Linked DNA regions of Homo sapiens: region 1 is linked to region 2. A link is an interaction called in ENCODE POLR2A ChIA-PET data of the cell type or tissue named here. Cell type or tissue: A673. All regions are shown on one strand. Each heading gives the region's core, and the rest is flanking DNA. Links, peaks and the distances in the headings are about the cores only.

What was found. Peaks named below come from ENCODE experiments on the same cell type or tissue, not always from the same donor. Only the 100,000 strongest peaks of a DNase experiment are listed, where the experiment ranks them.
Region 1: POLR2A ChIA-PET joins it to region 2 with 15 read pairs; 5 of 35 experiments call an interaction of 5 or more read pairs at or near these places.

The regions. Positions count from the first base shown.
Region 1 is chr19:5,414,943-5,420,314 of GRCh38, reverse strand. No RefSeq gene overlaps it. Among named protein-coding and RNA genes, the nearest start is that of ZNRF4, 38 kb to the left of the region's middle. In A673, for the core only: no CTCF peak of the experiment used is centred there; a DNase peak (open chromatin) is centred at 3,344; H3K4me3 peaks cover 937 bases.
Region 2 is chr19:5,306,345-5,311,716 of GRCh38, reverse strand. The region is part of intron 1 of PTPRS (protein tyrosine phosphatase receptor type S); the gene reads left to right. Among named protein-coding and RNA genes, the nearest start is that of PTPRS, 32 kb to the left of the region's middle. In A673, for the core only: no CTCF peak of the experiment used is centred there; DNase peaks (open chromatin) are centred at 2,536 and 2,896; H3K4me3 peaks cover 458 bases; H3K27ac peaks cover 2,174 bases.

The sequences.
Region 1 (5,372 bases), core at 316-5,315, 110 kb before region 2:
TGTCCAGGTTGGAGTGCAGTGGCGTGATCTTGGGTCACTGCAAACTCTGCCTCCTGGTTCAAGCAATTCCCCTGCCTCAGCCTCCCGAGTAGCTGGGCTTACAGGCGCACACCACCATGCCCAGCTAATTTTTGTATTTTTAAGTAGAGGCGGGGTTTCACCATGTTGGTCAGGCTGGTCTTGAACTCCTGACCTCAGGTGATCCACCCACCTTGGCCTCCCAAAGTGCTGAGATTACAGGTGTGAGCCACCACGCCCGACCTCCTTGCCTCTTTTTATGGCCAAACTCCTGGAGATTGAGTTGTCTACACTCACTGTCTGCACTTCTGTTCTCTTTCTTTCTCCTGAGCCTTCTCCACCCATCAGCCTGGCCTCTCACACCTTCCGCCACTGAAGCTGCCCTTGTCAAAGTGTTACCCGAAGGGGTCCTGATCCAGGTCCCAAGGGAGGGTTCTTGGATCTCGCACAAGAAAGAATTCAAGGTGAATCCATAAAGTGAAAGCAAGTTTATTAAGAAAGTAAAGGAATAAAAGAATGGCTACTCCATAGTCAGAGCAGCCCTGAGGGCTGCTGGTTGCCCATTTTTATGGTTCTTTCTTGATGATATGCTAAACAAGGGGTGGATTATTCATGCCTCGCCTTTTTAGACCATAGAGGGTAAATTTCTGGCGTTGCCGTGGCATCTGTAAACTGTCATGGTGCTGATGGGAGTGTAGCAGTGAGGAAGACCAGAGGTCACTCTTGTCGCCATCTTGGTTTTGGTGGGTTTTAGCCGGCTTCTTTACTGCAAGCTGTTTTATCAGCAAGGTCTTTATGACCTGTACCTTGTGCCGACCTGCTATCTCGTCCTGTGACTTAGAATGCCTAACTGTCTGGGAATGCAGCCCAGTAGGTCTCAGCCTTATTTTACCCAGTCCCTATCCAAGATGGAGTTGTCCTGGTTCAAACGCCTCTGACAGAAGTCAGCGTTGACCCGCCCCATCCTATTCCTCGTCCCTCTGGACGGCGTCTGACCGGCTGGTGCCCCGCCCCTCCTGGAAACACTGGCCTTTCCTTCTACCTCTCTGGGTCCCTCTTCTGTCCCTCTCTCTGTCCATTGCTGGTCAAGGGCTGGGTTCTCAGGCCTCTTTGCTCCTCTATCCACACCCTTCCAGGTCGGCCTCATTAACTCTCGGGGCTCTAAACCCATCTACACCCACTGATACCCACAGTCCTGTCTCCAGTCTGGGCCTCCGCCAGCTCCAAACTTGGCCTTGATGGGCATTTCACACTCAACACAGCCATGTCGGGCTGCACCGGACCCCCTAAACTGCTCTTCTTGCATCTCCCCATCTCAGCTGAGGTCAGCCCTTGTAGCTGCTCAGAGGGAATCTTGGGGTCTCCCTGCCTCCTCTTCCTCCCACCCACATCCTCAGCAAACCTCAGCACTCTACCTTGGAGAGCTCCATGAAGCCCTCTCCTCTCCCTCTGATTCCACACGGAATGCTCTTTTCACCCTCCCTGCCTTTGCCCCTTGCACTCTCCACGCCTGTGCTTATTCGCCCCTTTGTGTGCCAGGCAAGAGCCAGCCTCAGGGTCCTTGCCCTGGCTGTCCCCTATGCTTGAAACTACCGGCAGATAAGCCTGTTTTGCTTCCTGTATCCCCAGCACATAAAACAGCACCCAGCACACAGTAGGTGCTCAATAAACACCTCGGTGCTTATGGAAGGCATAATTCATTAAACCTGCATTCATTTGGTGCATGCCAGAATATATATGCATAGAAAAAAAAATCTCTGGAAGGATATATCCCACCCACACACCCACCCACCCCCGCAGAACTGGGGGTGGTTTTTGCTGAGATAACAGATCTCAACATTTTTAAATATTTGCCACAAAGAATGTAACTTCATCAGGCATGAAAAAAACAAACAAAAAACTCAGTGCCGTTTCAGTGCAGTGACCCACCAGCTGTGTGACCCCAGGCAAATGGCATTCCTTCTCTGAGCCTCAATTTCCTCATCTCAGAAAGCAGGGATTATCCTAGCACTATCCCCAGCAAAGCCCTCCAGAGCTGTACCTCCAAGTCTCAAGGAAAGAGTTAAATCCCGGTCTGAGGCGGTGATATTTGCAATGCATGAGGTTTAAACATTTTCAATAAAGAAAAACAAACCCAGGCCGACGCGCTTTCTGATTTATAGTAATTGCAAACCAGCAGCCGTTAATATAATTGTCCGGTGGAGGGGGGTGGCGGGGGGCTTCACGCGGGGCCCAATCAGCCCAGGGTGGGATGCGGCCCCAGTCAGGTTAAGCAAACGCATTACTTTAATAACCTGGGGAGGCAGCTGGAGCCATTAGCAAGAAGGGAGAATAAATATTATCCCAAGAAGCTCCAGAATCCGCAGTTTTATCACCGAGAATTGTCCCCCGTGCTATTTACTTTCAATTTAGATTTTCGGGAAAGTGGTTCTTGGCACATTTTATATATGAAGGAGAATGACTGGAATTGAAATATGACCTGATTTTGCCGTCTGAGAGAAAAAAGAGCCACAGTTTTTTGGGGTCGAGTGAGCTCTCGGCGCTGTCCCACTGAGTCACTCTTAAGATCAAAGCACTGGGACACAGAGGCTCACACACGTTGTGCAGGCGCTGGGGTTTGACCTGAGTCTGCTCCAGAGGCGCAGGGAATATGGGGACAAACGTCCAGGGAGGTGGCCTCATTTGATGACAGCGGACTTTAGAGATCTTCTGGTCTCGTTAGTTTGCCGGTGGGGGGAGACTGAGGCTGAGAGCGAGGCTGTCATGGGCTACTTGAGTCTACTCACCTGATTCTTCTTGCCAACTGTATCTTCTCTCACTCAAGAACCCTCATTGGCTCCCTAGGGTCCCCCGAATCAAACCCGCTTCTGCTATTTTTTACATTCAGAATGGAATTCAAAACGGATCACAGGGGCCAGGCACGGTGGCTCAGGCCTGTAATCCCAGCACTTCGGGAGGCCGAGGTGGGTGAATCACTTGAGGTCAGGAATTCAAGACCAGCCTGGCCAGCATGGTGAAAACCCATCTCTACTAAAAGTACAAAAATTAGCCAGGCGTGGTGATGCATGCCTGTAATCCCAGCTACTCAGGAGGCTGAGGCAGGAAAATCGCTTGAACCCGGGAGGCGGAGGTTGCAGTGAGCTGAGATCACACCACCGCACTCCAGCCTGGGAGACAGAGCGAGACTCGGTCTCAAAAAAAAAAAAAAAAAAAAAAAAAAAAAGGGATCACACAGGTCTACATGTAAAATGTAGAAGAAAACATGAGAAAAAAATCTTCAATAGGGTCTCCTCTCTTGGCTTTGGAGCCTCCCCTCCTGCTGTGTCTCTATAGGGAGCTGCTTCCTTCTTTCCTCTTCCTTCTTGCCTATTGAACTCTCTGCTCCTTAAAACAAAACAAAATAAAATCTTTAAGACATGAGGTTAAGCAAAGAGTTCTTAGGGATGACACCCAAGAATGAGCCATAAAGGAAGAAACTGATGAATTGGACTTCATCCAAATTAATGATTTCTGCTCTATGCAAAAGACTATACCGTTAGAGAGGGTGAAAAGACAAGCTATGGTTTGGAAGAGTCTACTTGCAAATCACATAGCCAACACAGAATTTGTATCTAGAATATATAAAGAGGTCTAGGCTGGGCACAGTGGCTCACGCCTGTAATCCCAGCACTTTGGGAGCCTGAGGCAGGCGGATCACTTAAGGTCAGGAGAATTGCTTGAACCTGGGAGGCAGAGGTTGCAGTGAGCTGAGATAGCACCACTGCACTCCAGTCTGGGCAACAGAGCGAGACTCCATCTCCAGAAAAAAAAAACAAAAACCAACAAACAACCCAATTAAAATATGGACATAGACGGAAACTGACATTTCACTGAAGAGGAGATACAGATGGCAAATGGGTACATGAAAGAATGTTCAAAGTTATTAGCCACCAGGGACCTGCAAATCCAAACCACAATGAGGTATCACTACATACCCATCAAAATGGCTAAATTAAAAAAAAAAAAGTTGATCACATCAAATGCTGGCAAGGATGAAGACCAAATAGATCACTCAGTCCTATGTTGCTGGCAGAGATGTGAAATGGTATAGCCACTGTGGAAAAAGAGTGTGGCAGGATTTCGTTTTGTTCTGTTTGCTGTACTGTGTTTTGTTTTGTTGTACAAAACAAACCATGCACTTACCATATGACCCTGGAATTACATTCTTGGGCATTTATATCCCAGGGAAATGAAAACTTATGTTCATATAAAAACCCAGAAGTGGGGCCAGGAGCAGTGGCTCACGCCTGTAATCCCAGCACTTTGGGAAGCCGAGGCGGACAGATCACTTGAGGTCAGGAGTTCGAGACCAGCCTGGCCAACATGATGAAACCCCGTCTCTACTAAAAATACAAAAATTAGCTGGGCGTGGTGGCGGGCACCTGTAGTCCTAGCTACTCCAGACTCTGAGGCAGAGGATTGCTTGAACCTGGGAGGCGGAGGTTGCAGTGAGCTGAGATCACATCACTGCACTCCAGCCTGGGTGACAGAGGGAGACTCTGTCTCAAAAAACAAAAAACAAACAAAAAAACCCAGAAGTGAATGTTCAGAGCAGCTTCCTTCTAAAATGGCCAAATGCTGGAAGCAACCTAAATGGCCCTCAACAGGTGAACGGTTAAACAAATTGTGCTCCATCCAGACCGTGGAATTCTACTTAGCAATGAACAGGAAGGAACTATTGAGAAACGCAGCAACTTAGGTTGGCTCTCACGGGAGCTGTGCTGAAATGACAAGAGCCAGTCTTCAAAGGTTATAGAGGAGTGGAGTGGTGAGGTCCAACGGATGGTTCATAGGTCCAAAAAAGAAAAAAAGGATGAATGAGTAAGAGACCTAGTAAGATAGCACAACGCGGGGACTATAGTCAATAATATATGTATTTTTTTGAGACAGGATCTCACTCTGTTGTCCAGGCTGGAATGCAGTGGCGTGATCTCCATTCATTGCAACCTCTGTCTCCCAGGCTCAAGTGATCCTTCCACCTCAGCCTCCCGAGTAGCTGAGACTACAGGCATGCACCACCAAACCTGGCTAATTTTTGTAGTTATTTTGGTAGAGAAGGGGTTTTGCCATGTCATCCAGGCTGGTCTTGAACTCCTGGGCTCAAGTGATCCTCCCACCTCAGCTTCCCAAAGTGTTGGGATTACACGCTTGAGCCACCGTGCCCAGCCAGTCAATAATAACTTAATTGTACATTTTAAAATGACAAAAAGAGGCCAGGCGGGGTGGCTCCCACCTGTAATCCCAGCACTTTGGGACGCAGAGGTGGGAGGATCGCTTGAGCCCAGGAGCTCAAGAGCAGCATGGATGACATGGCG
Region 2 (5,372 bases), core at 179-5,178:
ACCCTGCAGAGAGCATCTGCCATCTCCACCCCAGCCGCCAGCCAGGGAGCTCGGGTCTCCCCTGAACAGCTTTGATGAGACAGGAATGTTCTTTTTCTTTCCTTGGCTGCTCCCAAGATACTTATATCCCCACCCCCAGCCTCCACCCAGGGGATGGTTTCAGGTCTAAAATTTTCCTTCAGACCCCAAGGAAAGCTTCTGTGTGTTCAGAAAACAACCGTCGTGTCCTTTCTGGGCCCAGGACCCTGCTGGGGGCCTAGAGCTCCATCACTGGATACTTATTGAGCACCTCCTATATACCAGGCCCTGATCCTCACAGGGTCAGGTGTTGGGAACAGAGTGACGGAGAAGACAGAGGGAAAAACCCTTCCCTCGTGGAATGCATCAGAAGGACAATGAACAAATAGGGGCCGGGCGCAGTGGCTCAGCCTATAATCCCAGCACTTTAGGAGGCCAAGACGGGCAGATCGCCTGAGGTCAGGAGTTCGAGACCAGCCTGGCCAACATGGTGAAATCTCATCTCTACTAAAAATACAAAAGGCTGGGCACAGTGGCTCATGCCTGTAATCCCAGCACTTCGGGAGGCCGAGTCAGGTGGATCACGAGGTCAGGAGATCGAGACCATCCTGGCCAACAGGGTAAAACCCCGTCTCTACTTAAATAAAAAAAATTAGCTGGGCGTGGTGGCATGCACCTATAGTCCCAGCTACTCGGGAGGCTGAGGCAGGGGAATCGCTTGAACCAGGGAGGCAGAGGTTGCAGTGAGATCACGCCACTGCACGCCAGTCTGGAGACAAAGTGAGACTTGGTTTCATAATAATAATAATAAATAAAAATACAAAAATTAGCCGGGTGTGGTGGTACAAGCCTATAGTCCCAGCTACTCAGGAGGCTGAGGTGGGAGGATCACTTGAGCTGAGGAGTTCAAGGCTGCAGTGAGCTGAGATTGCGTCACTGCACTCCAGCCTGGGTGACAGAGTGAGACCCTGCCTCAAAAAACAAAAACAAGAAACACCCAAAAAACAAAAGCCATAAAGCCAATAGATTAAATATGTGTTAAGGATTGACTGTATGCCATGCCTTTAAGAAAAATAAAGTTGGCCAGGCGCAGTGGCTCATGCCTGCAATTTTAGCACTTTGGGAGGCCGAGGTGGGCAGATCACTTGAGGTCAGGAGTTTGAAACCAGCCTGGCCAACATGGTGAAACCCTGTCTCTACTAAAAATACAAAAATTAGCTGGGTATGGTGGTGGGCGCCTGTAATCCCAGCTACTCGGTAGGCTGAGGCAGGAGAATTGCTTGAACGGGGGAAGCGGAGGTTGTAGTGAGCCGAGATTGCGCCACTGCAGTCCAGCCTGGGTGATAGAGTAAGACTCCATCTCAAAAAAAAAAAAAAAAAGAAAAGAAAAAAGCTAGAGGAATTGGTTGGTGGCAGGGAGGGGCTGTTTTAGCTACAGAATCAAGACAGGCCTCACAGAAGAGGTGACATTTCAGTAAGACCAACAGGAATAAGAGAATGATGTTTGCTGACATCTGAGGGGAGGGTGTTCCAGGCAGAGGGCACAGCCCGTGCAAAGGCCCTGAGGCAGGACCGCACCTGGCATGTTGGAGGAACAGCGAGGAGGCCTGTGTGGCTGGAGCAGAGTGAGGAGGGGGAGGAGGGGAGGGGAGAGCAGGGAGAGGACAGAGCAGGTTGTGCAGGCCCTTGTGGGGCACCAGGAGGACTTGGGCGTTTACTCTGAGGGAGGTGGGAGCCAGGGAGGGCTATGGGCAAAGGAGGAACCAGCCCTGACCGACGTGTTCACAGGCGACCCCTGGCTGTTGCAGAAAGGACAGACTGTGGGGGATGAGTGCAGACGCTGGGGGACCAGAGCAGAGGGGACGGCACAGATCCAGGCCAGGGATGATGGGGGTGGACCAGGCAGGGGCAGAGGAGGGGTTGTATTCTAGAAGGATTTTGCAGAAGGGTTGGCTGGCTTCTCCAAGTGGTTGGCTGCAGGGTAGGGTTGAGATGAGTCAAGAACGACTCCCAGGCCTCTGTCCTGAACATCGGTAAAGACGGAGAAGATGAGCTGAGGTGGCGAAGATGGTGAGAGAGGCAGGCATGGAAACGCCCCCATTAGCAGGACGCCTGCGGAGGTTCCCAGGAAGTGGTGGGCTGGTTCTCCCTGGAGACATGGAGTTGGCAGCTCCTGACTTAGCCCATAGCGGGTTTTCAGGTGCTACAAGCAAGCCATTGGCTCTGGACAAGGCACATCCTATCCTCAGCCTCAGTTTCCCCATCTGAGATAAATAACTGGCACAACAAAACGAGTTAATATGCGTCAAGCACTTAGAGAGTGGCCTGCATAGACAGGGCCCTGGGAGGGGCTGTGGGCTACACACTTGGGGCTGGATGGGGCTAGAGGTTAGGACAGGAAGGGAGGTCTAATTTGCAGACCAGGGGGCTGAAGCCCAGAGAGGTTAAGGCACTTGCCCAAGGCCACACAGCACGTGGCACAGGCTCAACCCCACTAAGGGGCCTGCACACTCTGCTCACCACCAGAGCCAGCCAACCCCCCCTTCCTCCCTTCTCTCTCCACCCCCGGAGCTGCCAGCTCCAGTTTTTGGTGGTTTCCAGGCTCCCCTCAGTTCCCACTTGGCACTCACCTCCCACCTCCACACACTCTGAGCCCAGGGCCTAGTGCCAGGCAGGCTGTAGGGCCAGGGGGTCTTGGTGAGCATCCTCCACTTCTACACCCAGGGTTCCTTTTGCCTCCCTGCCCCGTACCCCACCCGTGCTCCTGGTAATGAAGGGAGAGGAACGGGAGGGAGCGAGCAAAATTATATACACACGAACATACAAAAATTAGTTTAGGATCCGGGCCAAGAACCACTTGCGCTTGGCCAGGCATTGTGGGTAATTCATTGCTGATTACCATAAAAGCCATAGCCTGGCTGACAGGCGGCTGCGGGGCTTTTGTTTAAGATTCTGATGAATATATAATCTCTCTCCCCGCCTGGAGCCCACAGTTCCCCTACCCCCAAGGCTGCCAGGTCCCTGCCCACCCTGCTCTCTTCCCCCACTGCTGAACGTGAGTCTGCAGGTTCCCCGAGGGGCTGGCAGCCACCTCTGCCGCATGGAGTCTGCCCCTGTGACTGCGTCGGTGAAGCTTGGCTTGGCACTCGATGCTCACCACCAGCCACAACTAGCCCAGGCCTTGCACTGTGGCTGCTGCCCTGGGCCTGATTCCCTCTCTTCCGTGTGGATGTACTGGGCTTCAGCTGTTTGCTTGGCCCCATGCTGGGACTGGGGACACTATAGTGACTGATGCAGACAATCCTTGCCCTTAAGGAGTCTGGGGGGACGATGGATGATTAGACGGGCATTTATCTATAGTTAAAGAGTTCCCATCTCCTGCCCAGGAGATGCAAATTAAAACAAGATATCATTTCTCACCCATCCATTTAGCAAAACTGTTTGAAGTGTGGTATTATCCAGGGTGGCAGCGTCGAGGGGAACCAGGCCCTCCGGGCGTGGCTGGCAGGAGAAGAAATCGGCATCTCTGTGACACCACGTCTTTTATTTTTAATATGTTGTTCTGGCCAGAGAATGCGTACACATGGGATACAATTGAGGATGCAGAGAAAAATGCATGGTGGAGAATCTCCAGATCCTCTCCCCTCTCTCTTTCCCCAGTAGCAGTCTCTTCCCAGAACAGGGTCAGTAGAGTTTTTCCATAAAGGACCACCTTGTAAATCTTTCCAGCTTTGCCGGCCGGATGATCTCTGTCTACTACTCAACCCCGCCATTGGAGCGTGAAAGCAGCCATAGACAAACACGTAAACTGGTGGGCGTGGCTATGTGCCAATAAAGCTTTATTTATAAAAACAAACGGTGGGCCGGATTTGGCCCCCGATATGGCGATGATAAAAATGGTCTCCGTCTACGCACCGTGGTACAGTCGCCCTGAGCCGAATGTGGCTATTGAGCGTTTGAAATGTGTCCAGTGCAACCGAGGAACTGAATTTTAAATTTTATTCCATTTTATTCCGTTTAAATTTAAACAGCCACATACGGCTCGTGGCTACGGTTTTGAAGAGCGCAGTTTATCTAGAAATCTTCTGTGAACATTTAGTAGGCGGCTGGATTTATATTCCCTTGTTTAACCAAATGGCAGCATCTTCTACATGCTGTTCTGTACCTTGTTTTCTTCCCCCCCACTTAAAAATATAGTATCTTAAAAGTAATTTTATAATTGTACATCTGGTATTCTCATTCCTTTTCACAGCTGTGATACTGATCTCATAACACTAAGAGATACTGATCTCATAACACTAAGATACTAATCTCTTCGATCATTATTTGACCTCTTGTACTGTTATTTTTATTTATTTATTCATTCATTCATTTATGTATTTATATTTTTGAAATGGAGTTTCGCTTTTATTGGCCAGGCTAGAGTGCAATGGCATGATCTCAGCTCACTATAGCCTCTGCCTCCTGAGTTCAAGCAATTCTCCTGCCTCAGCATCCCGAGTTGCTGGGATTACAGGTGCCGGCCACCACACCTGGCTAATTTTTTTTGTATTTTTAGTAGAGACAGAGTTTTGCCATGTTGGCCAGGCTGGTCTCGAATTCTTGACCTCAGGTGATCTTCCTGCCTCAGCCTCCCAAAGTGCTGGGATTGCAGGCGTGAGCCACTGTGCCTGGCCCCCTTGTACTGTTCTTTACTTAACCAATCTCCTATCGATAGACATTCAGGTTGCTTCAAGCCTTTTGCCGTGAGTACTTTCTCCACGTGTCATTTCACGGGAAAGTGTCTGCCGGGTAGATTTCTAGAGGTGGTGTTATCAGGCCTAAAGGGAATGTATAAACTTAACTTCGGAAGATAATAGCCAATTGTCTCCTCGGGGACTATTAGGACCTACTCATTTCCGACTGTGTAGGAGGGGAACCTGCTTGTTTAGAACAAGCTGTAACCCGACCTTCCACCCCAGCTGCCCTTCACTGGACACCAGTGAGAGACAAAAATGCTTCCCCAAGGGGACCTGGGAGATGTCAGCATGGAGATTCACCATGGCATTGGGTGAGGTTGGGAAAAAATGGAGGCAACCGAAGTGTCCACAGGGAATTGGGTGATAAACGCCCAAGGCACAGCCTTGCCACGGAAGATCCTACCACAGGCGAGAAGAGGCCTGGGCTGCGTGTGCTCAGTAGTTACAAGTCATGTGAGGAACAGCCATGATTCGAACAGAATATCATTTTCACATACAAAAAAAAAATCACCCTGGGCCAGGTGTGGTAGTTCATGCCTGTAATCCCAGCACTTTGGGAGGCCGAGGCCAGCGTATCACTTGAGGTCAGGAGCATGAGACCAGCCTGGCCAACAT